4 separate regions of the Homo sapiens genome follow, and regions 2, 3 and 4 are each linked to region 1. Evidence: chromatin contacts called from ENCODE Hi-C or POLR2A ChIA-PET data. All regions are on one chromosome and are shown on one strand. The core of a region is the stretch at or near the end of the contact, and the rest is flanking DNA. Distances in the headings are between cores, read along the strand shown. Region 1 holds the start of EYA3 (EYA transcriptional coactivator and phosphatase 3). Region 2 holds the start of WDTC1-DT (WDTC1 divergent transcript). Region 3 holds the start of TMEM222 (transmembrane protein 222). Region 4 holds the start of GMEB1 (glucocorticoid modulatory element binding protein 1).

Region 1 (5,930 bases), core at 1,395-3,894:
AAACAGTTTCTTTCTCTAGTCACTCTTTGAAGGCAAAATGACTTCGGCTTTGGATTTTAAAATCCATGTCACAGATTTCTTATCCTAATAGTCTCATTCATATATGACATATACTGAAATGACCCACTAAATACTATATTGTGCTTTCCAGCCTACAGCTTTAATGGAATTAACACTCGCTACTCTTGAGAGCATGTATAGGACTTCTTGACTTAAAAAAAAATGACCTTGGAAATTAACTGTTTAAGTTGTAATTTCTTTTTTTTTTTTAAGAGAGTCTCACTCTGTTGCCTTGTGGAGCGCAGTGATGTGATCACAGCTCACTGTAACCTCAAAATCTTGGGCTCAAGCAATCCTCCAACCTCAACCTCCTGAGTAGTTGGGACTACAGGCGCACACCACTACACCAAGCTAATTTTGTCTATGTTGCCCAGGTTGGTCTCGAACTCCTGGCCAATCCTCTGGCCTTGGCCTTCCAAAGTGCTGGGGATTATAGGTGTGAACCACCATGCCAGACCTAAACCCTAATTTCTTTATGTTTTGTAAATAAGAGTGCCACTTCTTACTAGTGACAATGGTATATAATCTTTATAACTAGATTTTATTATTTTCTATTGTTTTGAAGACAGAGTGATTTCCCATCATTTTTGGGGTTTAATGTTCTTATCTTAATCTGCATTAATTAAGCTGGCATTCCCATGGCTTAAATGAAGCCCACAAACCTGAAGGTAAGGAAGCAGCTGGAGTAAGCCATACACATTGGGGTTTGTTTTGAAGGATGGAAAATAGGCCAGGTTGGACAGAAGCTAGAGCTAGGTAGTGGGGAGGAGGTACACATAAGAAACTTTCAAAGAGGCTTCACTTAGCAGTTAGATAAGTCCTGAAAGCCAATCAGAAGGGTCCTTCTCCGTGGCTTCTAGGACTAACATGGCCAAGCTCCAAAGTCCTTTGCTAAAAACAGCTGAAGAGAGCCCAATTTTGGAATAAGCCAAGGACTATACACTCTTATATGTATATGTATCATATAATGAAGATTTTTCTATAGCTAATTAGCCAAAAGATAAGCAGGTGCTCAAAGCTGTATTTAAGTTCATACTGAAGTACTACATTTTAAAGCACAATTTATAGATTACAGAAACTGATGACACAAAAACCGCTGCAATCAAGTGCTAGATATACACTATAAACATCGGGAAAAAATAAAGATTACCCAAGCCTATACTCTAGATCACAAAATTTGGGAAAGGGAGCACTAACCATTATTAAATGCAATTCCTTCATGTTATAAATGACTTTAAACCTCTAGGGAAATTTAAGAAAGGTGCCCTAAATCTCAAAATGAGAAAATGATAGTTTTACTACAAAGGTGGAAATGGTAAGGAAAAAAAAATACAAAAGTTAGAAGAATATTCTAAGTAATGTACTTCTAAGTAATGTAATTCTAAGTAAAGTCTGGCTAATGAAGGAAGAGGAAGACAAATAGAAAACTTAATACAGTAAAAATGAAAAAATGCATATGTGCATACTAAGTTTAAAGATTACTTTGAAATTACTATAGTGAACTCTTCAGCAGACCACTTTTCGGAAACAACACAATAAATTCATAAATCTGGGGCTAATGATCTCTCCACAAATTCTGTCCTCTATCATCACAAGTGTCCTGTAAGAAGCGTCCATGCCGAAAACAGAGCTGAACGTCCCAAAATATTGGCGTTTTTGCCTCAGCTGTGCACATCCATTCTCATGGGAACACAAAACTGACAGAACTTCTTCATGACTTGTCAATTAACAAGATCGCGCCAGCCCAACTGCTAGCAGTACCGTGTGCCTGCCACCTGTTAGCTGCTCTTGAGAGAGCCCCAAAACTGAGGTAAAGCGAAGAACTAGGAACGCCTTTGTTGTACCCTAACTATGGAAGCTACCAGAGTTCAGTCTAACCCGGCGCCTTAAGGCAAAACTTCCCCCAGGCTGGGGAAGTCTTCCCATTTCGGGGCTTTGGCAAAGCTCTCCTCTAGCTAAGGACAGGCAGAAGAACCCCAGGAGAAGCACTGTCACCTACTGGTCCCAGGAGGAAGGATCAAAGCTGAAGAAAGTTGGGGGACAAGGAACTAGGACCCTAGGGAGAGGCTCAGTTTCTCGTGGTGAAGAGTGAGCACAATGAGAAGCTGGGCCGTCTCGCTAGGTGAAAGAACGCTGAGATCCCAGATCAGGGGTAGGGGAAAAGAGGTTCTAAAAGAAGGGAGGAGGAGAAAAAAGGAGAGGCAGTGGCTGAGAGAAGCGCTGAGGCGTAAGGCAAGAAACCGAGGTTGGAAAAGGACTGATGAGGCTGAGGAAAAACAGCGAGGCGACAGAGGCACGGAAGCGCGAGAAGGCTAAGCTGAGGTGAATAAGGCGAGGCCAGCGTGAAGGAAAGGGCTGAGGTGAGTGAAGCACTGCAGTGACAAGGGACAGGCGAAGAGACTCCCACCCACAAGGACCGAGGCAGAACTCTAGACCCATCCCCCTTCACGCTGTGCTCGCCCGGCTGCGCTCAGACCCTGTTGGCAGCTGAGACTCACCCAAAGGCTGTAAAAGCCCCACAACAGGACATGGAGATCAGTCCAGACCCACAGTAGAACCAATCGAGCGGAGGAAACCGCGGCGTTAGCGTGACCCGGATGCGCATCGCTAGGAACCGGAAGTAAGCGGCCAGAGTCACCTCACAATCCACACCTCGTTCCACTAGAAACCTCTGGGCGCATGTGTTGAGTCTGACCGGGCGGGGAAGCTTTTAGGCTCCGCCCACTCCGCCGGCCCGGCGAGCCACGCCCATGGCCACGCCCCTCTTAGTGCCTCGGAGACAAGCAGCTTCTGGGTGAGCGCTAGGCAGTCCTGACGGTACTACAGCCTTCACTTTTAAGGAGGTCTTTAAAAATGCGCGTAATCCCTACCTGGCTAAAAGGAACGTAAGAAGTGTTGGGTGCATTTGGTAGATTTAGAAAAACTGGGAAGGAGAATGAGTGGGAAGTTTTGGAAGACATTTGGGAGGCTAGCCCAAGGTGATCTTTTTTTTTTTTTTTTTTTGAGACGGAGTTTCGCTCTTGTTGCCCAGGCTGGAGTGCAATGGCGCGATCTCGGCTCACTGCAACCTCCGCCTCCCGGGTTCAAGCGATCCTCCTGCCTCAGCCTTTCGAGTAGCTGGGATTACAGGCATGTGCCACCACGCCCGGCTAATTTTGTAGTTTTAGTAGAGACGGGGTTTCTCCATGTTGGTCAGGCTGGTCTTGAACTCCCGACCTCAGGTGATCCGCCCGCCTGGGCCTCCCAAAGTGCTGAGATTACAGGCGTGAGCCACCGCGCCCATCCCTTTTTTTTTTTCTTTTTTTGAGACAGAGTCTTGCTCTGTCGCCCAGGCTGGAGTGCAGTGGCGCGATCTCGGCTCACTGCAACCCCCGCCTCCTGGGTTCAAGTGATCCTCCCACCTCAGCCTCCCGAGTAGCTAAGACTACCGGCGCGCACCACCACGCCCGGCTAATTTTTGTATTTTTCGGTAGAGACGGGGTTTCGCCATGTTGCCCAGGCTGGTCTCCAACTCTGGAGCTCGGTTGATCCCTTGGCCTCCCAAAGTGCTGGGATTACAGGCGTGAGCCCCAAGGTGATCTTTTTATCCCCAAATTTAGTTTATTCTTAATATTATATTAGGCTTACAATTCACTTCGTGCACACTGTTTTCGGAAGCAAAATTCTTAAATGTTTCGTTAATTTTAAATTACAACCCAAGTATGGGCTAGAAGCAAGGTTGAATTCAGGCTTTGTGGAGACTTGACGTTTATTCAATTTGGGGGCCCTCTTTAAAATAATCAAGGCCAGGCACAGTGGCTCATGCCTGAAATCCTAGCACTTTGGGACGCCGAGGTCGACCGGTTGCTTGAGCCCCGGAGTTGGAGATCACCTGGGCAACAAAATTAGACCCTGTCTCTACAAAACAAACAAAGCAAAACAACAACAAAAAAAACCCAGAAAAATTAGCCAGGTGTGGTGGCACGCACCTAACTGAGCCCAGGAGGTAGAGGCTGCGGTGAGTTATGATTATGCCACTGCACTCCAGCCTGGGCAACAGAGCGAGACTGTCTAAAAAAAAAAAAAATCCAAAATTACAAATACAATATTAGATATAAAAGTGAACCTTTTATAATGAGAAAAATTACAAACATTTTTATTAGCTCACAAATACCACGAATAACAAAATCCAGAAAAAAAACTATTTTTTCTACATTTTTTGACTGTATATTTGATCACCTCTTCCGATGACAACAATGTACTAAGCAACATCATTTACTAAGATCCTTAACTCCTCTCTCATATCCCACATGTACTCCATCAGCAAGTTCTGCAAGATTTGCCTTCAAAATCTGTCCAGAACCTGACCATTTACTGCCTCCGTTGGTATAAACCAGTCAGTCAGTGACTGTGAGTGCCCTATTTATACTCTTGCCTTCCCACAATCTTTTTTTTTTTTTTTTTTTCAGACAGAGCCTCCCTCTGTCACCCAGGCTGGAGTGTACTGGCCTGATCTTGGCTCAGTGCAACCTCTGCCTCCTGGGTTCTCCTGCCTCAGCCTCCTGAATAGCTGGGATTACAGGGGCCCGCCAGCACGCGCGGCTAATTGTTATATTTTTAGTAGAGACGGGGTTTTGCCATGTTGGCCAGACTGGTCTTGAACTCCTGGCCTCAAGTGATCCACCCGCCTCAGCCTCCCAAAGTGCTGGGATTACAGGTGTGAGCCTCCACGCCCGGCCCCCACAATCTATTAATATAGTAGCAATGGGCTCCTGTTAAAACCCTAATTAGATCATATCCTTCCTCCAATGCATTCCTATTTCAGAGTAAAAACCAAAATCCTTACATTGGTCTACAGGACCCTCAAGATTTGACACCTCCAGTACAGCTCTGCTCTAACCTCAACTCCTACTCCTTCTGTCATCCTTCCCCTTAAAGCACATTGGCCTCTGCCATTCCTCAAAACTACAGGTAGGCCCAGGGCCTTTGTGCTTTTTAATCCATCTGCCTGGAGTGCTCTTCCCCCAGATACCTGCATCATTCATCCGCTCACCTCATTTACATCTTTATTCACATGTCACTTTCTCAATGAGATCTTCCCTGACACTACATTAAAAATTGGAACACTACCATCCTCTTTGTACTTTCCCATCCAACAAGTTGCTTGTAAATTTGGCTTAGTGTCTCTCTCCCCCTGCCAGAATGTAAGTTCCATGAGTCCATGGATGTTTGTCCGATTTGTTCACGGATGTTTTTTCAGCACCAGAATGGAGCCTGGCACACTGTAGGCACTCAGTAAATGTTTGTTGAATGAAGGGCTAAATTGCTCATTTACTTTGGTTTTCCTGATCTGAAACCCTGCAAACTGAGCCACCACCTCCACCAGAGGGAGCCCATGAGTAATCAATGCAATAGCTCCAGAAAAGTTATGCCTAAAGCATTTACATACATATACACTCTGTTTAAGGACAGGAATATGTTCTGAGAAATCCCTCGTTAGGTAGTTTCATCATTGTGCGAACATCGTAAAATGGACTTATACACACCTAAGCTATATGGTATAACCTATTGCTCCTAGGCTATAAATCTGTATAGCATATGACTGTACTGAATACTGTAGGCAATTGTAACACAATGGCAAGTATTTGTGTATTTAAACATATAAAAACATAGAAAAGGTACAGTAAAAATATTAAATAATCTTATGGGACCACCATCATATATGCATTCTATCATTTACCAAAATATCATTATGTGACAGCTATGATTCTAAAACAGAGCTACAAGAAAGCATGCAAATTCCTCCCCAGAGCAGAAGCTGTACCTTGCTGGTGCTCTAGTGTCTTTACAGTCATTTAAGAATAAAATCCAGGCTGGGCGTGGTGGCTCAC
Region 2 (5,930 bases), core at 1,528-4,027, 850 kb before region 1:
TACTCCAGCCTGGGCGACAGAGCAAGACTCCGTCTCAAAAGAAATAGTCTTCTTCCTGTCATCAGTCTCTACCAACGAAAGTTCATTCTGACAACAAATATTTACTGAGTTTCTGCTATGTGCCATAGACTGTGCTAGGAGTCACAGAAACATCACCCACTCTTCTCTATCAGTATATCTAAGATCCTCTGTGACCTTGCCAGCATTAAACAAGACTTTAAAATGGGGGTTCTCTGGCCGGGCGCGGTGGCTCATGTCTGTAGTGACAGCACTTTGGGAGGCAGAGGCGGGTGGATCACGAGGTCAGGAGATCGAGACTATCCTGGCTAGTACGGTGAAACCCCGTCTGTACTAAATGAAATGACAAACTGGTGGCGGGCGCCTGTAGTCCCAGCTACTCGGGAGGCTTAGGCAGGAGAATGGTGTGAACCCGGGAGGCAGAGCTTGCAGTGAGCAGAGATTGCCCCACTGCACTCCAGCCTGGGCGACAGAGCAAGACTCTGTCTCAAAAAAAGAAGAAAAAAGTGGGGGGGGGGGTGGTCTCTGCCAAAAACACAGGATGCTAAAATGATTTAAAAATGAGGGTTCTGGATTTGAATAGTGTAGGCTTTAATCCCAACTGTACCACTTCCTAGCTATGTGATTGTGGGAGTCTGTCTTTCTTTCTTTTCTTTTTTCTTTTTTTGAGATGGAGTCTCTCTCTGTTGCTCAGGCTGGAGTGCAGTGGCACGACCTCGGCTCACTGCAACCTTCGCCTCTAGGATTCAAGTGATTCTCCTGCCTCAGCCTCCTGAGTAGCTGGGATTACAGGCACGCGCCACCACGCCCGGCTAATTTTTGTATTTTTAGTAGAGACGGGGTTTCACCATGCTGGCCAGGCTGGTCTTGAACTCCCGACCTCAGGCGATCCACCCGCCCTTGGCCTCCCAAAGTGCTGGTATTACAGGCGTGAGCCACCGCGCCCGGCCGGGAGTGTTTCTTTTTCTTTTACTTTTTTTTTTTTTTTTTTTTTTGAGACGGAGTCTCGCTCTGTCGCCCAGGCTGGAGTGCAGTGACGCGATCTCGGCTCACTGCAAGCTGCGCCTCCCGGGTTCACGCCATTCTCCTGCCTCAGCCTCCCGAGTAGCTGGTTCTACAGGCGCCCACCATCACGCCCGGCTAATTTTTTTGTATTTTTAGTAGAGATGGGGTTTCACCGTGTTAGCCAGGTGGTCTCTATCTCCTGATCTCGTGATCCGCCCGCCTCTGCCTCCCAAAGTGCTGGGATTACAGGCGTGAGCCACCGCGCCCAGCCCGGGAGTATTTCTTAATTCACTAGTAGCACTTATCTCCCATGGTAAGTATTCAATAAATGTTAGATATTATTCAGTTTAATTAACCCAATGACCCTAACCAAGGTTGCAGCCTGAACCTGGGGAGCTGCAGATAGATGATCTCAAAGCTTTCTTCTAGTCCCAAAGTCTATGATTTTTTATATTCAGTAGAACAGCTGTGGTGGAGAGTTCAGGGGGAATGACCCACAATATTTTTAGGAGAAAGGCATAAAAGGCTTTGTGAGCGGTTTCACAAGGATAGGTTCTTACTCCTCTAAATGGGGAGAAATCTCCCTTGCGGAGAAATCACCAGCAATTAGAATACTACCTTTGTCTCTGGGAGTATTCAGGTATTCACAGACAAATTCGTACTCATGATGTGAGCAGAATTGGAAAAAAAAAAAAAAAAAAAAAAAAAAAACAAGCGACACATGGAGTGATAAACACTATAAATGCCAAATACATATATTCAGTCCTTACTGAGAGCGGGTGCTGTCTGGTTTTCACAGGAAAGACAGGCAGTGTTAAAAGGCTCAGACTCTGGTGTCAGGCAGATCTGGGTCTAATTCCCAATTTGCCAACTTATCAGGACCCCGGGGGCAAGTTGCTTTTAGCCTTTCTGCTTCAGCTTTCCTTTTCTGCAAAACACAGACAGCAATAGTACCTAGCTAAGAGACTGTACCCAATCCAGTGCGAATAAAAGTGAATTATTGTTAGTATCTGACAAATGGCACCCTATGGGTGACAAGTTTCCTTTGTCAGAAGGTGACACGTCTTCCCTTTCTGACTTGAGGTTTCACGGGTGGGGCCTGGTCTCTGCCTTAAGAAGATAGGCTTAGTGCCACCCTTGTCACCTTGGGAACTTCCTTAATAAAGAGGAGGGTCTCTCCTCCATCAGACCCGGGACTCCACAAGGCTGGAACTGCGTCTCTTCCTCAGAGGTGGGAGCAGCAGTGACTCCGCTAGGGTCAGATGGACCTAGTCGCTCCCATCACCCCGAGGGCACCCAGAGTGTGTGTGGCTGACTCCTCTCCAGGCTACTCAGCGTAGGCCCGATTCTCTTTCATTCTCTTCCTTAAGGCCCAGGAGACGTCAGTGAGGACTGTGCCACTTCAGCAGCCCCCCAGAGCAGGAAGGAGTGGGCTGAGGAGCCCCCCGGGGCCCTAGCCTGAGAGGTCCCAGAATTCGGGGGCTGAGAGGAAGTCTTAGGAGCTCTTAAGGGGCTGTGAGGGGACCTGGGGTTCAGTGGGCGAGCGTGTGGGCGGGTGTCCCAGAAGCGGTGTGAGGAGCGTTTTACCCGGTGGTGGGGTGGGAGGTGCGTCCGGGTAACTAATGGCAACCGGGCGGGGTGAGCCCGCTCTGCAGGAACTCCTCGACGGCGAAAAACTACGACTCCCAGGGTGCCCCAGGGCTTAGCCCAGCTTTCCCGCCCGCCCACTGGCTGCCGGTCCCGCAAGCGGCGAAGCCCATTGGCCACGGCGGTGCGGGGCTCCCCCACTAGCAGGTTAGTGGGCGCCGCCGGCAGCAGACGTTGACCGGGCGCGGGGGGGTAAGTGGGGGGGCCCGGCTAGCCATTCTGGAAGCGGCCGGGCGCAGTCTTCGTAGCGTACCCGCCGGCTGCGAGGCGCAGGGCGGAGGCGGAGACTGCGTGGCGCAGGCGCGTTGCTGGGCTTCTCCTGGGTCCCCAGACAGCTGGAGGAGATAAACAGAGGAGGAGGAGGGAGGGGAGTGCGTGTGTGAGAGCGCGCGAGGGAGTGTGAGTGTGTGTGAGCGCGGGTGTGAGGCGGTGCGCAGGGGCGGGCGGAGGCGCTGTCCGGCCCCGGCCAGGCGCCGGGCGGGGAGCATGGGAAGGGGCTAGAACTGCTCGAGCCCCCCAGCCCCCTCCCCGGGATCCGCGCCCCCCTTCCCGGGAGAGGGGCCGCCCCCCCCGGACGGACATGGGCTCCTGAAGTTGCGCCGCTGCCGGTCGGGGGAAGAGACCTGACAGGTACGGGTCACCGCCGCCCCCTGCCCTCCGCGGGCGCCGAGGCGGGGACCGGCTCCCGCAGCCCCGGTGAACGGGCCGCCCGCTCTGGGCCGGCTCCAGCCCTGCCGGCCTGGGGGCCTGAGCCTACCCGCCTCGGGGCCCCGGGTGTCCCGAGAGGGGCCAGGCCTCGCCGGGGCGGAGGGCAGAGTGGTCCGGGGGCGGGGTGGGGGCGGAGGGTTTGGTCGGGACGCGGGGGGAGGCTGTGGGAGTCCGGGGAGGCTCTGCGGAGGGAGAGGTGGAAGTCATTCCATCATGGGACTTTTTTGCGGAGTTTTTGTTTGACATCTGATCTGGCGCCGGAGTCAGGAAGAAGGGGCAGGTGTAAGTGCTGGGAGGGCAACGCCGACCTGACCTGCCCTCTTAGCTTCTCGCTCTCTCTCTTTCTGTTTTTCTCTCTCTCTTTCTGTGTGTGTGTGTGTGTGTGTGTGTGTGTGTGTGTGTGTGTGTCCACAGCAGATGCCTTCAGTGGCCCATCCTGGCACCAAACAACTCTGCCAAGGTGTTTCCACCAGGCGACTGTAGCACCCCGTATACAAAGGGCCTCTGCTTGGGAACGGGCTATTCAGTACCCACTTCAAAGGGTAAATAGGAAGTGAGGAGATAGAAGAGAGACTGCGAACCAGCAGGATCCACTTCTTGGACTGAAAGCCGCAGTGGGACGCCCCTTTGCCAGATTGGTTGACTTTGCTTGGTGGCTTGGGCTCTCTCTCCTCTGCGGGTGTACTCCCAGGGTTTCTAGAGGAGAGGTACAGGGGCCTGTAACTAATGTCTTAATAGCCGAATTTGACTGTTTTCCCCAGAGTTCTTTTCTTCTGTGACTTTCTTTAACCTCCTGAAGTACTGGTAGAGCAACGTTATAGTTTTTCTCTCAAGTTGGTGATTTTAGGAGCCTGGTAGGGTGGCTGAAGCTTCCCCATTCATTCCAAGGATGGGGTAGATGATCTGGGTAAAGTGGCAGTGAAGTCTTCCCTTTCTAACAAAGCCTGAAACCGTTTTGAGAAGAAACTATTTTGAGGGCAGCTTCTGACTCAAAGACGTTACGAAATCCCCACCTAGGACACCGGTATGCCCAGTGGTCCCTACTAAGCTTTTCTGTGTCTTTTAGAGTCGTTGAGTGGCCAGCTTCTGCTCACTGTACTGAAGGAACTACTTAATGCTATTTCTGTCTTGAGTTCTGGCTTATTCTTCCTTGTGATTCTTATATCTTTAGCGGGATTGAATTGAATTTTTGCTGTTGAGTGTAATAGCCAGATCCTCTGTAACAGACCAGGGAGTAACTAGTTGGGCTCCTTTGGGCCAAGTCTGAGACTTACTGAGGTTTCTTCATTGTAGGTTGTTGTATTTCGTTGGCAGGTGGGAAATGACCTTTTCCGTCATAGTTTGTGATCATGCTGCTTTAAGGCTGGAGTCCTGCTCTCCTTTCCTTTTTTGACCTATATGGGAGCACTTCTGTTCGAGTCTTATCTCAATTTGAAGGAACAGTGCTTTTGGATCAACTCTGCCGAATAATTGAGCAGTAGCCCATATTTCTGCCTGGGACACCTTCATTGAGGGTCACGAGGGAAAGAGAGAACACGTGTAAATATTATGATGATGATGTTAACAACTATTTACCAGTTTCATACAATTGACAGTTTTTTTTAGCCGGGAGGAGTTCAGTATTGACTCATTGGGCATCTTATGTAGGGTGTTTTTGCACACCTAGACTTTAGGATCTGGAAAGACAACTGAAAATCTTGAAGCCCACTGCCAAACATTTGTGGATCTTGGGCCAACTGCTAAGGAAGATCTAGACTATGACTTGGTCTTTAATTATTTTTATTTTTTTCTCCTTTATGTATGTATGTATTTATTTATTTATTTTTTGAGATGGAGTCTTGCTCTGTTGCCCAGGCTGAAGTGCAGTGGCGCGATCTCAGCTCACTGCAACCTCAGCCTCCTGGGTTCAAGCAATTCTCTGCTTCAGCCTCCCAAGTAGCTGGGATTGCAGGTGCCTGCCACCATGCCCAGCTAATTTTTGTATTTTTAGTAGAGATGGGGTTTCACCATCTTGGCCAGGCTGGTCTTGAACTCCTGACCTCGTGATCCACCGACCTCGGCCTCCCAGAGTGCTGGGATTACAGGTGTGAGCCACCGCACCTGGCCTCTCCTTTTATTTTTATTTTTTTGAGATGGGGTCTCACTCTGTTGCCTGGGCTGGTCTCAAACTCCTGAGCTCAAGGGATTCTCGTACCTCTGCCTTCCTAGTAGCTGGGACTACAGACACGGCCTCCGTGACCACTCTCTTCTCTCTTTTTAAAAATTAAGGAATGTTGCTGACATGTGCAGTTCTGAGTCTCAGAGAGGAAGTCAAACAGAACATGTAATCTGGTGATACTTGTGTTTTCTTTGGGTCACTGGTTTAGTTATCTATTCTGTTTCCTTTCTTCTTTCCACCTCACCTTTCCAGATGCTCCACTGTATCTTTAGGCTGCCATTGCAGATTGCTGGGCCCACAAAACCCTTAGGTTGTACTTTCTTAGCTGTCATCTCTTGAAAAGCCAAAGTTCTGGCAGTTGCTATTAGAAACCAGTTCCTGGCTGAGCGCGGTG
Region 3 (5,930 bases), core at 1,517-4,016, 770 kb before region 1:
TTGTGGATGGGTTGTGGTGCGGGGCAAGCCTGTGGGACAGGCACCAGAGGATCTGGCTTCTACCTCCAGGTACCCGGCCCTCCTCATGCCACGTTTCTGCAGCTGCCTAGGCCAAGGGTAGGATGACGTGGACCTTAGGAAAGGAGCCAGGGCTCTGTGGTCTGATCCTCTGCCTGAGCACTGTTCCCACCAACCCAAGCCCATTGAAAAGGTTTGGGACACCAAGAGGTAGCAGGTTCCTGCGTTTAGACTGTAACCAGCACGTGATACCAAGCCTGTAAGTATTTGCCTTTCATTCAATTTAACAAATATTGATTAAACAAATACCATGCACTAGGCACTATACTGGGCATTGGGTATACACACGTTAGCAAGACAAATAGAGTTTCCAGTCAAGTGGGGGAGGCAAATAGTACATAGCTACAAAGAAGCTATGAAGAAAAAGAACAGGAGATTAATGGGGGCTTTCTCATTTAGATTGGGAGACCAGGGATGGGCTGAGAAAGTAATATTTGATCTGAGACTGGAAGAATGAAAGTTAGCCGCTTTAAGTAGATAGGAGTAGTATTTCAGGCAGAGGGGAACAGTGTGTGCCAAGTCCCTGGAATATGAAGGAGTGCATGAGAGGAACTGAAAGAAAAGGCCAGGATGGCTGTAGTATAGTAAATAAGGAAGGGGCATGGGTCCAGATGGTGCAGGGCTTTGTGAGCCATAGTAAGATATTTGTGTTTCATACGAAGTGCAACGGGAAGCCATTGAAGTTTGGCAGATTAAATGTGGTACGTGTATTAGTACTACCAAACTTGTGGCAGGCCCTGAGAGACTTACTTTGGTTGTTTATTCATCAATACCTACAATAAATGTTTAAAGGGTACCCAGCAACCCTGTGCTAGAATTATGGGCTGACAGTCATGGTAGGGAGATGTCTAAGGCACAGACCTTCCTCACAGCCTGTGGTCCAGAAGAGATTAGATAACTACAGTGATTGAATCAAGAAGTCATGTAATTTATTCTCAACAACTGTAAACTACACACCTAATCTATTCCAAACCCTGTGCTGGATGCTGGTTGTTGCCCTTCAAGGATCACACACTGCACAGGGGTCAAGGAGAGGTACAAACGTGCTCAAAGAATTTGGAGTGGGTTAGAATCATTTTCTAACCCACTGTAATCATTATCATGCCTGCGAATCTCTGAGGTCTTTATAAAACATCCATTTATTCAATCACCTAATAAATCAGTAAACATCTAGTGGGCATATGCTTTGCACCAGGAACTGTGCCAGCTACTGAAGTCAAGGACCTTAGAGTTCTATAGCAGAGACAGACATCCCCCACAAAAAAACATGAAAATATTAGGTGCTACAAACAGGACAGCAAGCTCTCCATAGATCAGCATTGAGGGAGGGTAATTCAGTGGAAGAAGGACCTTCCCCAAATGGGAAGCTCCTAACTTCCTGAGTGCATTTGTCCATACCTTCCTTTACCTGATTACTCTTTTTATTCTTTTTTTTTTTTCTTTAAGGCTGATTTTTAGTGGCAGCCTTCCTTCTGACTTTGGGCTGTCCCCAACTTCCCCTCCCCACCCCAGTAGACCCCAGTAGACTTCATTTTCTTTGTCTTGACATCCTTTAAAAAGCCAAAAGTCTCCAACATTTGAGCCTGGCTTCTCTCTAATTATGGTTGTGTGTGATCTCAAACAATTAACTTCCCTGAGCCCGTTTTCCCATTTGTACAATGAAGGGATTGGATCACATCTAAGGCTTATGATTTACTCCAGTAAGTATTCACACTCTTGCACACACTGCTCTGCACGGCCTTCCTTTCTTTGTACCGCTGCACTCATACTTCCACTCCTGTGCCACATGGCAAACATCAAGACTCAACTCAATAATATCCTATCTTCCAGCAAGTCTTCCCTGTATATACAATAAAACACACACACACACACACGTGCGCACACACAACTGTGTGTGTCTTCCTTTATGCTACCACTACCTCGTGAGAGGGCCACAGAATGAAAAGGGCAAGGGAGGTATAAGACTTGGGTTTGGGCCAGGCGCGGTGGCTCACGCCTGTAATCCCAGCACTTTGGGAGGCCAAGGCGGGCGGATCACAGGGTCAGGAGTTTGAGACCATCCTGGCTAACATGGTGAAACGCCACCTCTACTAAAAATACAAAAATTAGCCGGGCGTGGTGGCACGCGCCTGTTATCCCAGCTACTCGGGAGGCCGAGGCAGGATCGCCTGAACCTGGGAGGTGGAGGTTGCAGTGAGCCGAGATTGTGCCATTGCCCTCCAGCCTGGGCAACAAGAGAAAAAATTCCGCCTCAGAAAAAAAAAAAAAAAAAAAGACTTGGGTTTGCATCGTGGTCTCTCACCTTTTGAACCTCAGTTTCTCACCTGTAACAGGAGGGAATACCTAATTTGGATGTCTAATTAGTTTATGGGGATTAGAAACAATTCATGTCAAGTGCTTGGCACCTAAGAAGTGCTCAATAAATAGCGACTGTACCACACCTCCTAGGAGCCCTCAGCGTACTGAATTAGAGTTCTCTATAAGTCTCCGGCGCTAGACTGCGAACTGCCTGAGAGCATCCCTTCTGCAGCCGCGGGGCATAAGCGGCAAAGACTCGGGGCTGGCAGGCGCATAGGGAGTGGGGCGGGGCTGGCCGGGCCCAGAGGAACGCGGCTCGGATTCCCGGGGGAAGGCCAAGCGGGGCGGACCCCATCTCCGGGAAGTGACGCCATGGGGACGAGCGGCACCAGAGCCGGGGCCAGTCGGAGCGGGGCGCGCGCCGCATGGCGGAAGCGGAAGGGAGTTCTCTGCTCTTGTTGCCGCCGCCGCCACCCCCGCCCAGGATGGCGGAAGTGGAGGCGCCGACGGCGGCCGAGACGGACATGAAGCAATATCAAGGCTCCGGCGGCGTCGCCATGGATGTGGAACGGAGTCGCTTCCCCTACTGCGTGGTGTGGACGCCCATCCCGGTGCTCACGTGAGTCTCTTCCGGCATCCGCCTGGGGACGAGGAGGGCCCAGGGAGAGCCGGAGTCGGGCCGGGCTAGCCTCCGGCCCCAACGCGCAGCAAGCCTTTTCCTCGGGTCTGGCCCGCACGCCTCGCCCAGTCACCAGAACCCCGCCATCCATGTAGTGCCAGTTTGTGCACACGGCTGGGACACGCTCCCTGCTCTCAATACACCTGGTGTAGCCAGGGAGAGAGTTGTAGGCCAGCAGGAAAGGGCAAGTGGCTGGGAGACTCGAGCTGTGAGTGTGTAGAAGAGGGAGCCCCTTATCGGATCTGAGGAGACATTTTTATTAATTCACTGGTTTATTCTCTCATTGAGCAAATGCTTACTGGTCGCTTACCATATTCCAGACATACTGCTGGGTCTGGGAGCAAGAGTGGGAGTTTGGTTGGGACCACACGAGATCCTGGGATGTCAACATTGGAAGGGCCCCCAGAGATCTGAGAGTCCAACCCTTTGTCTCACGTGCCATCTCAGTTGCAAACTGGGTTTAGATCCCAGGTTGTCTGCCTCCCAGACCAAAGTTCTTTCTGTAACATCAGCCTTTGTCAGGGGAGAAGCAGGTGCTCTGGTACTACTTGGCGCCTTTTGGGAGGAGCTCTCATATGGGGAGAGGTGGTTTGCCCTCCTGCTTCAACCTTGACAGCTGATAAACGTAACCCCTCCTCACCGTGCTGGATAGTTTGCCAAGCTCTTAAACACCCATTTTATCAGAATTAAACATCCATTTTCTAAGGTAGGTTATCTTCTCAGATGGTGAAGCTGAGCTGCTTGTAGCATTAAGTGTCTTGATCAGGTTCGCACCCCAATAAGCAAAGGCATGAAGAGCTCAGTCTTCTGATCTAACTTGCTCTTTGCACTACATCTTATCCACTCTCACCTGATGGGATAGCTTGTTCCGCTATCAATAACAGCCAGTGGTGATGTGGAGAAGGGATCATTTGGGGCCTTAGGTGTTGCTGATTCTAAAAAGATCGTAGTTTTTGAATTATGTTAAAATACTTGAATTATTTTGTGTTTTCAAGTACTTATGCATATAAGAGCATCCAAATCTGTTCTTTAAAAATAAAATATTGGGACAGGCGCGGTGGCTCATGCCTGTAATCCCAGCACTCTGGGAGGCAGTGGAGGGTGGATCGGTAGGTAGTTCGAGACCAACCTGGCCATCGTGGCGAAACCCGTCTCTACTAAAAATACAAAAATTAGCTGGGCATAGTGGCACGTGCCTGTAATCCCAGCTACTCTGGAAGCTGAGGCAGGAGAATCGCCTCAACCCGGGAAGTGGAGTTTGCAGTGAGCCGAGATTGCACCACTGCACTTCAGCATGGGCAACACAGTGAAACTCCGTCTCAAAATAAATAGTGAAATAAAATCTTAGGAAAATGTGCACATTAATTCATTCAGTGTTCTTCTAACACATGTGCTAAGTGACCCCTGTGTTCCCAGATAGTTCTAGGTGATGCGAATATACAGTGATGAATAAAGGAGATATGGTCTTTAGACTTTTGAGAGTTTAAGTCATAGTGGAAGGAGATAGACAGTAAACAAGTAAGCTAATAAAAGAGCACCTGATAGTGATGAGTGCTGTGAAGAAAATAAAATATTAGTGTGAAAATAACAGGGGCCGGGCGTGGTGGCTCAGGCCTGTAATCCCAGCACTTTGGGAGGCCCAGGCGGGCGAATCACCTGAGGTCAGGAGTTCAAGACAAGCCTGACCAACATGGAGAAACCCCATCTCTACTAAAAATACAAAATTAGCCGGGGTGGTGGCACATGCCTGTAATCCCAGCTACTCAGGAGGCCGAGGCAGGAGAATCACTTGAACCCGGGAGGTGGAGGTTGCGGTGAGCCAAGATCGTGCTTTTGCACTCCAGCCTGGACAACAAGAGCAAAACTCCGTTTCAAAAAAAAAGAAAATAACTGGGAGGGATACTCAGGAAATGTATTGGTTTTCTTAAAACCTGTCTTGTGATCCTAAACTCTCTTTAGCCTTTCTTATTCTCAAAAACACCATCTGTGGCGTGGTCCTCTGCGGAGAATGGTAGCAGCGTGAGGTGGAGGCACCACAATCCCTTGTCACCTGGGCCAAAAGCAGCTCATAGCCCATTTCTATTCAGATCTGTGTACAGGTGTTCATAAGACCAAGATGAATAAGACACTGTGTTCCTGTCAAAGGGTTCATGTTCCCTTCTGTGTTAGTCCATTCTTGCACTAATACTTGAGACTGGATAATTTCTAAAGAAAAGAGGTTTAATTGACCCATGCTTCTGCAGGCTATACAGGAAGCATAGTGGCTTCTGCTTCTGGGGAGACCTCAGGAAGCTTCCAGTTATGGTGTAAGGCAAAGGGGGAGGGAGGCATCTCACATGGCGGGATTAGGAGCAAGAGGGAGTGAGGGGGGAGATGCTACACACTTTTAAACAACCAGATCTTGGGAAAACTCACTATCACGAGAACAGCACCAAAGGGATGGTGCTGAACCATTTATGAGAAAACCAGCCTCATGATCCCACCACCAGCCCCCACCTCCAATATGGGGACTACAGTTTGACAGGAGATTTGGCGGGGACAGATCCAAACCATGTCACCTTCAAAGGACTCACCTCCAGCAGGAGGGAGAGAAAGGTCAATTAGCCATCGTAGTATTACTGTATAGTGATGATTGCAGAGCTAGGCATAGATGTGGCGCAAGTAACTGTCACCTGTCTTTGGAGGAGAGATCAGAGGAGGAAATGGAACCCAAAGATCTGTCTACCCCCTCAGAGATGTTGGTAATTCTGCATGAAAAACCAGTTTAGTGCTCGCCTCAGCAGCACATATACTAAAATTGGAACGATACAGAGAAGATTAGCATGGCCCCTGCGCAAGGATGACATGCAGATTCGTGAAGCGTTCCATATTTTTG
Region 4 (5,930 bases), core at 1,764-4,263, 580 kb after region 1:
AAAAAAAAAAAATATCAGTTATAGGCCAGGAACAGTGGCCTGTAATCCCAGCACTTTGGGAGACCGAGGCGGGTGGGTCACCTAAGGTCATGAGTTTGGGGCCAGCCTGGCCAACATAGTGAAACCCCGTCTCTACCAAAAATACAAAAATTAGTCAGGTGTGGCAGCACATGCCTGTAATCCCTGCTACTCAGGAGGCTGAGGCAGGAGAATCCCTTGAACTCAGAAGGTAGAGGCTGCAGTGAGCTGAGATTGTAGGGCCACTGCACTCCAGCCTGGCGACAGAGCGAGACCCCATCTCAAAAAAAAAAAAAAAAAAATCAGTTATCATCCAGGCACGGTGGCCCACGACTATAATTCCAGCACTTTGGGAGGCCGAGGTGGGTGGATCACTTGAGCTCAGGAATTTGAGACCAGCCTTGGTAACATGGTGAAACCCCAGCTCTATGAAAAATACAAAAAGGAGCTGGGCGTGGTTGTGCAAGCCTATAGTCTCAGCTACTCGGGAAGTCAAGATTGGAGGATCACTTGTGCCCAGGAGGAGACTCTATCCTCCAAAATAACTAAATAAAAATAAATGGCCAGGCACGGTGGCTCACGCCTGTAATGCCAGCACTTTGGGAGACTGAGGCAGGAGGATCACGAGGTCAAGAGATTGAGACCATCCTGGCCAACATGGTGAAACCCTGTCTCTACCAGAAATACAAAAATTGGCTGGGCGCGATGGCTCATGCCTGTAATCCCAGCACTTTGGGAGGCCAAGGCAGCAGATCATGAGGTCAAGAGATCGAGATCATCCTGGCCAACACGGTGAAACCCCGTCTCTACTAAAAATACAAAAAATTAACCAGGCGTGGTGGCTCGTGCTTGTAGTCCCAGCTACTCGGGAGGCTGAGGCAGGAGAATCGCTTTAACCTGGGAGGCAGCCAAGATCGCACCACTGCACAGACCGAGACTCCGTCTCCAAATCAATCAATCAATAAACAAACAATTATGGTGGCTCACACCTGTAATCCCAGCACTTTGGGAGGCCAAGGCAGGAGGATTGCTTGAGCCCAGGAGTTAGAGACCAGAGTGGGCAACATGGTAAAACCCCATTTCTACTAAAAATGTAAAAATTAGCCAGGCATGGTGGTTCCTGCTTGTGGTCCCAGCTACTCCGGGGGCTGAGGCAGGAGGACTGCTTGAGCACTGGAGGCTGGGGCTGCAGTGAGCCGAGATCCCGCCACTGCACTCAGCCTGGGAGATCAACCCAGACCGGTCCCCCCCACCAAAAAAAAGAAAAAAAGAAAGAAAAGAAAAGAAGGGCCGGGCGCGGTGGCTCACGCCTGTAATTCAACACTTTGGGAGGCTGAGGCGGACGGATCACAAGGTCAGGAGATCGAGACCATCCTAGCTAAGACGGTGAAACCCTGTCTCTACTAAAAAATACAAAAAAATTAGCCAGGCGTAGTGGCGGACGCCTGTAGTCCTAGCTACTGAGGAGACTGAGGCAGGAGAATGGTGTGAACCCAGGAGGCGGAGCTTGCAGTGAGCCGAGATTGCGCCACTGCACTCCGGCCTGGGCGACAGAGCAAGACTCCGTCTCAAAAAAAAAAAAAAAGAGAAACTTACTTAGTAGGGTTGCTGTGAGGATTATACAAGACAGAAGCATCTTCACCAAGCCATAGGCCATAGAAAGGTCTTTTTGTTTGTTTGTTTTTTGAGATAGAGTCTCACTCTGTTGCCCAGGCTGGAGTGCAATGGCCTGATCTCGGCTCACTGCAACCTCCGCCTCCCGGGTTCAAGTGATTCTCCTGGCTCAGCCTTCTGAGTAGCTGGGACTAGAGGCGCGTGCCACGACGCCCGGCTAATTTCTGTATTTTTAGTAGAGACGGGGTTTCACCATGTTGCCCAGGCTGGTCTCGAACTCCTGGTCTCAAGTGATCTGTCCGCCTCGGCTTCCCAAAGTGTGGGATTACAGGCGTAAGCCACCACACCTGGCCATAGAAAGGTCTTAATACGGCCGGGCGCGGTGGCTCACGCCTGTAATCCCAGCTCTTTGGGAGGCCCAGGCGGGTGGATCATGAGGTCAGATATTGAGACCATCCTGGCCAACATGGTGAAATCCTGTCTTTACTAAAATACAAAAAAAAAAAAAAATTGCCGGGCGTGGTGTCGCGCGCCTCTAGTGCCAGCTCTTCGGGAGGCTGAGGCCGGAGAATCACTTGAACCCAGGAGGCTGAAGCTGCAGTGAGCCGAGATCGCGCCACTGCACTCCAGCCTGGCCAAAGAGCAAGACTCTGTCTAAAAAAATAAATAAATAAATAAAAAATAAAGGTCTTAATACTTGTTAATTACTATTACTGACCCCAGGAACTCTCTGAAGCACTTTTCATGCAGGTATCACCTTCTTTAGCACTCACATTATGTCTTATCGGAAACAGGTTTAGAGCTGTCAAGAAATTCCTCCAGAGTCGTTTACACTTCCAGCAGGGGAGTCAAGACTTCAACCCAGAAACTCACAAGCAGGAAAAACTTGGCAAACAGGCACGGGTCAGACAATGCTTAGGGCTTGCTCAAGGACTCGTGACCAGTTACTGATCTATGCAGATCTTCTGATTGCAAACTGATAGCTGGATTGTAACTTGAAGGGTCCGATAAGATGTAAACTTCATAAAACAGGATTTGGGGAGGTAAATGGAGTAGAGTCCTCCAGAGGAGTCGAGAAAGCTAGCTTGGCCCTCAATTGTGGTTGAGGTGATTCTTTCATTTAGGGCCTATTTTCCTCATCTATGAGTGCGGGAAGGAGAGTTACTGGGGTCTCTAGCGACCTTTCCAACACTGATTTTCAAGGGCGAAAGAATTCTGCTTAGGTAAGGCCCAAATCCCTTGGCTAAGGTTAATCCTCGGTGGGACCGGCAATAGGGACGCGTCCCCTTTAAGGCGCCAGCTCTCCGGCGGCGGCGGCCGGAAGTGTTGAAGCCCGGCCTGGCGGCGGCGGTGGCGGTAGCTGCCGTGGCGGCCTCTGCGCATGCTCCGTCGCCTGCCCGCCCTGGCCGCTCGCCGCCCGCCCGCCCGACGGAGACGGTGAGGAGGGGGAGGGGTGGGCGCGCGGGCGCGGGGTGGGGTGGGGGCGGGGGGGCGGGCGCGGGGGCCGCGCGGCGGCCGGCGAGGGCGGGCGGGCGCGCAGGGGGCGGGGGGCTGCTGCCTCCGCGGGCGCCTCCCCACGCCCTGTGCGTGCCGCCGCCGCCGCCGGGGAGCGAGCGGACGTCGCGGCGCCGCGGGGGGGTGGGGGGACGCTGCCGCTGGGTCCGCCCGAGCCGCCGGGCCGCCCCCAGCGCAGCCGGCCGCGCCGCCGGGGCTCGGGCCCCAGACCAGGGCGGCGGGAACCGGCGAGTCCACCACTGGGGGGGCCCCGGCGCCCCCGGACCGAGGGGCCCGGAAGTACTCGGCTCAGGGGCCAGGAGGGGCCGGAGTGACTCCGGACTGAGAGGGCCAGGCGCCCAGGACCCCATCGAGGGGTCCGGGGAGCCTGGGGTATCCCCAAAGGCGGGGTCCGGGGAGCACCGGGCCCTTGGATGAGGAGCTGGTTGGAGGCCTGGGTCCTGCCCAGTGGGAGGGGGACGATAGGTGCTGGAAGCCCGGATGCCCGCCTGGGAGGAGACCCTCTCGGAGCCTTGGCGGGAGAGCAAGAGTACAGAGTGGGTTCTTCTGAGGAGAGCAGAGTCCAGCTTATCCCGAGGGGCGCGGTAGAGGCCTCGGCCACTCAGAACAAGGGAAAAAAGGGCAGGTTTTTTCCAAAGGCAGGGAAGGAAGAGGAGCTCTAAGGGGAAGTGAGCAGGCCCAGGTCTCCCCACAGATGAGCGCGTGGTAGGAAGACTCCTAGAGCCTCCTGAAGTACGAAAGAGCAGCGTCCAAACCTGAGGGGATGGAAGGTGTCTAGGTGCCTCTTGATGTCTAGGTGGAGAACAAAGTAACCCGCTCGGTCAGGGGATGGAGAAACCTATCTTTTTGAGAGAAGCAGAGATCGTTGAGGAAAGATGCTTAAGGTGTTCCCGCTTTCTGAAATGACAGGAATTGGCCAGGTGTTATCTAATTGAGGGGCAGGAGAGATGAAGGCAAAATCTCAACCCGAGGGTCTTTGGAGGATGATCCACAAGACAAGAGGGTGAAGTCTTGACCTAGACAGCAGAGCAGGCGCAGCCCTGGATTCTCTCAAGATGAGAGAAATCTCAAAACCACTTCCTAGTAGACACAGATGGGGCCTTGATTGGTGTCTGTTTAGGCCAATCAAGACGGGTTTTAGGAAAAGAGACTGTCAGACATAATTCTAGTCTTGAGGGATTATCTTCTTCCTCCTTGCCTCTTCTAATAGTTACCAAAGTGCATTTGGGGACCCTTTTTATTTATTTATTTATTTATTTGTTTTTTGAGACGGAGTCTCACTCTATCGCCCAGGCTGGAGTGGTGGCTCACTGCAACTTCCGCCTCCTGGGTTCAAACGATTCTCCTGCCTCAGCCTCCCGAGTAGCTGGGACTACAGGCGCGTGCCACCACACCAGCCAATTTTGTTGTTGTTGTTGTTGTTGTTTGAGACGGAGTTTCACTCCTGTTGCCCAGACTGGAGTGCAATGGCGCGATCTCAGCTCACTGCAACCTCCGCCTCTTGGGTTCAAGCGATTCTCCTGCCTCACCCTCCCGAGTAGCTGGGGCTACAGGCGCCCGCCACCACACCCAGCTAATTTTTGTATTTTTAATAGAGACGGGGTTTCACCATGTTGGCCAGGCTGGTCTCGAACTCCCAACCTCAGGTGATCCCACATCCTCAGCCTCCCAGAGTACTGGGATTACAGGCGTGAATCACTGCGCCTGGCCCAACCAGGCTAATTTTTTTGTGTTTTTAGTAGAGACGGGGTTTCACCATGTTAGCCAGGATGGTTTCGATCTCCTGACCTTGTGATTCGCCCGCGTTGGCCTCCTAAAGTGCTGGTATTACAGGCGTGAGCCACTGCGCCCGGCGGGGGAAACTTATTCAATGGTTGCACCGTCTCCTAATTTGAGAGCCTTATATCAAGGATGTATATTTAATATCTTACTTAAATGATTTTTTTTGGGTTCCTATTTACTTCAGCAAATACATTGTATAGGTAGCTTCTACTCAGCTTCATTGGGTTTATTGTGGGGGCAGTATTTTGGTCTTGCCCTAAGCCAAAGTCCACCGGACTGTAGCGGGATGACTCCAAATAACTCTTATCCCATCGCTCCCTCAAACATCTACATAATAGTCTCCAGTCTGTGACTTAGAATTTCACCTCCTCTGGATACTTCCCTCAGTGTTTCTGCATAATTTACTTGTTGACCTCATTACATCTTGTAGCACTATGGATCACCCACTGAATGCATGAGAAGAAATAAAGGGGATATCAAGGAGTTTTGGCCTCAAGTAATAATAAAGTTTTAACTTGGATTTTTCCCCCCGTTTTAAACAAAACTGTAGTTTAGAGTGGAAATTTCTTTTTTATTTTATTTTTTTGGGGGAACAGAGTTTCCCTCTGTTGCCCAGGTGAGAGTGCATTGCGGGATCTCAGCTCACTGCAAACTCGATCCTCTCAGCTCAGCCTCCTGAGTAGCTGGGACTACAGGTGCGTGGCACTGCGCCCGCCTAATTTTGTTAGTTTTCTGGCGGGCGCTGTGATTTATGCCTGTAATGCCAGCACTGTGGGAGGCCGAGACAGGCGGCCTCCCAAAGTGAGCGGCCTCCTCGGCCTCTCTTTAGCTCGAGTTCCAGACCAGCTTGGGCAACATGGTGAAACCCCGTCTCTACAAAAAATGACAAAAATTAGATGGGCGTGGTGGAGCTAGTTGCCTGTGGTCCCAGCTACTCTGGAGGCTTAAGTGGGAGGATCGCTTGAGCTCCGGAAGTCGAGGTTGCAGTGAGCCGAGAGCGC

Evidence for each region. A loop is a pair of places that touch in the nucleus more often than their neighbours do. ChIA-PET counts read pairs that join two places held with the same protein, here RNA polymerase II (POLR2A). Pooled maps may share reads with other maps.
Region 2: a loop to region 1 is called in a pooled map, with 9 times the contacts of the local background. The contact joins the promoter of WDTC1-DT here to the promoter of EYA3 in region 1. A Hi-C loop is called at or near these places in 6 of 50 pooled maps.
Region 3: a loop to region 1 is called in a map of naive thymus-derived CD4-positive, alpha-beta T cell, with 11 times the contacts of the local background. The contact joins the promoter of TMEM222 here to the promoter of EYA3 in region 1. A Hi-C loop is called at or near these places in 1 of 168 maps with a recorded cell type or tissue (naive thymus-derived CD4-positive, alpha-beta T cell) and 7 of 50 pooled maps. POLR2A ChIA-PET finds 5 or more read pairs at or near these places in 1 of 52 experiments (MCF 10A).
Region 4: a pooled map shows a loop between it and region 1 (8-fold over the local background). The contact joins the promoter of GMEB1 here to the promoter of EYA3 in region 1. A Hi-C loop is called at or near these places in 6 of 50 pooled maps. POLR2A ChIA-PET finds 5 or more read pairs at or near these places in 3 of 52 experiments (Caco-2, activated B cell and activated T-cell).

Annotation. Positions count from the first base shown.
Region 1 is chr1:28,085,966-28,091,895 of GRCh38, forward strand. It overlaps EYA3 (EYA transcriptional coactivator and phosphatase 3), which reads right to left and starts at 2,645. Exons shown (of 18, transcript NM_001990.4): 1 at 2,559-2,645. RefSeq lists enhancers at 2,245-2,304, 2,515-2,584.
Region 2 is chr1:27,231,652-27,237,581 of GRCh38, forward strand. WDTC1-DT (WDTC1 divergent transcript) reads right to left here and starts at 2,778. Exons shown (of 3, transcript XR_947117.2): 1 at 2,611-2,778; 2 at 1,794-1,951. It overlaps WDTC1 (WD and tetratricopeptide repeats 1), which reads left to right and starts at 2,981. Exons shown (of 16, transcript NM_001276252.2): 1 at 2,981-3,300. RefSeq lists silencers at 2,801-2,860, 3,061-3,210, 3,401-3,450, 3,611-3,660.
Region 3 is chr1:27,319,397-27,325,326 of GRCh38, forward strand. It overlaps TMEM222 (transmembrane protein 222), which reads left to right and starts at 2,767. Exons shown (of 6, transcript NM_032125.3): 1 at 2,767-2,995. The coding sequence starts at 2,802. It also overlaps the pseudogene ACTG1P20 and the pseudogene RNU6-48P. RefSeq lists enhancers at 2,181-2,727, 2,728-3,275, 2,775-3,124, 3,276-3,822.
Region 4 is chr1:28,665,771-28,671,700 of GRCh38, forward strand. It overlaps GMEB1 (glucocorticoid modulatory element binding protein 1), which reads left to right and starts at 3,014. Exons shown (of 10, transcript NM_001319674.2): 1 at 3,014-3,069. RefSeq lists silencers at 2,986-3,125, 3,156-3,265, 3,276-3,565 and enhancers at 4,096-4,145, 4,196-4,255, 5,754-5,930.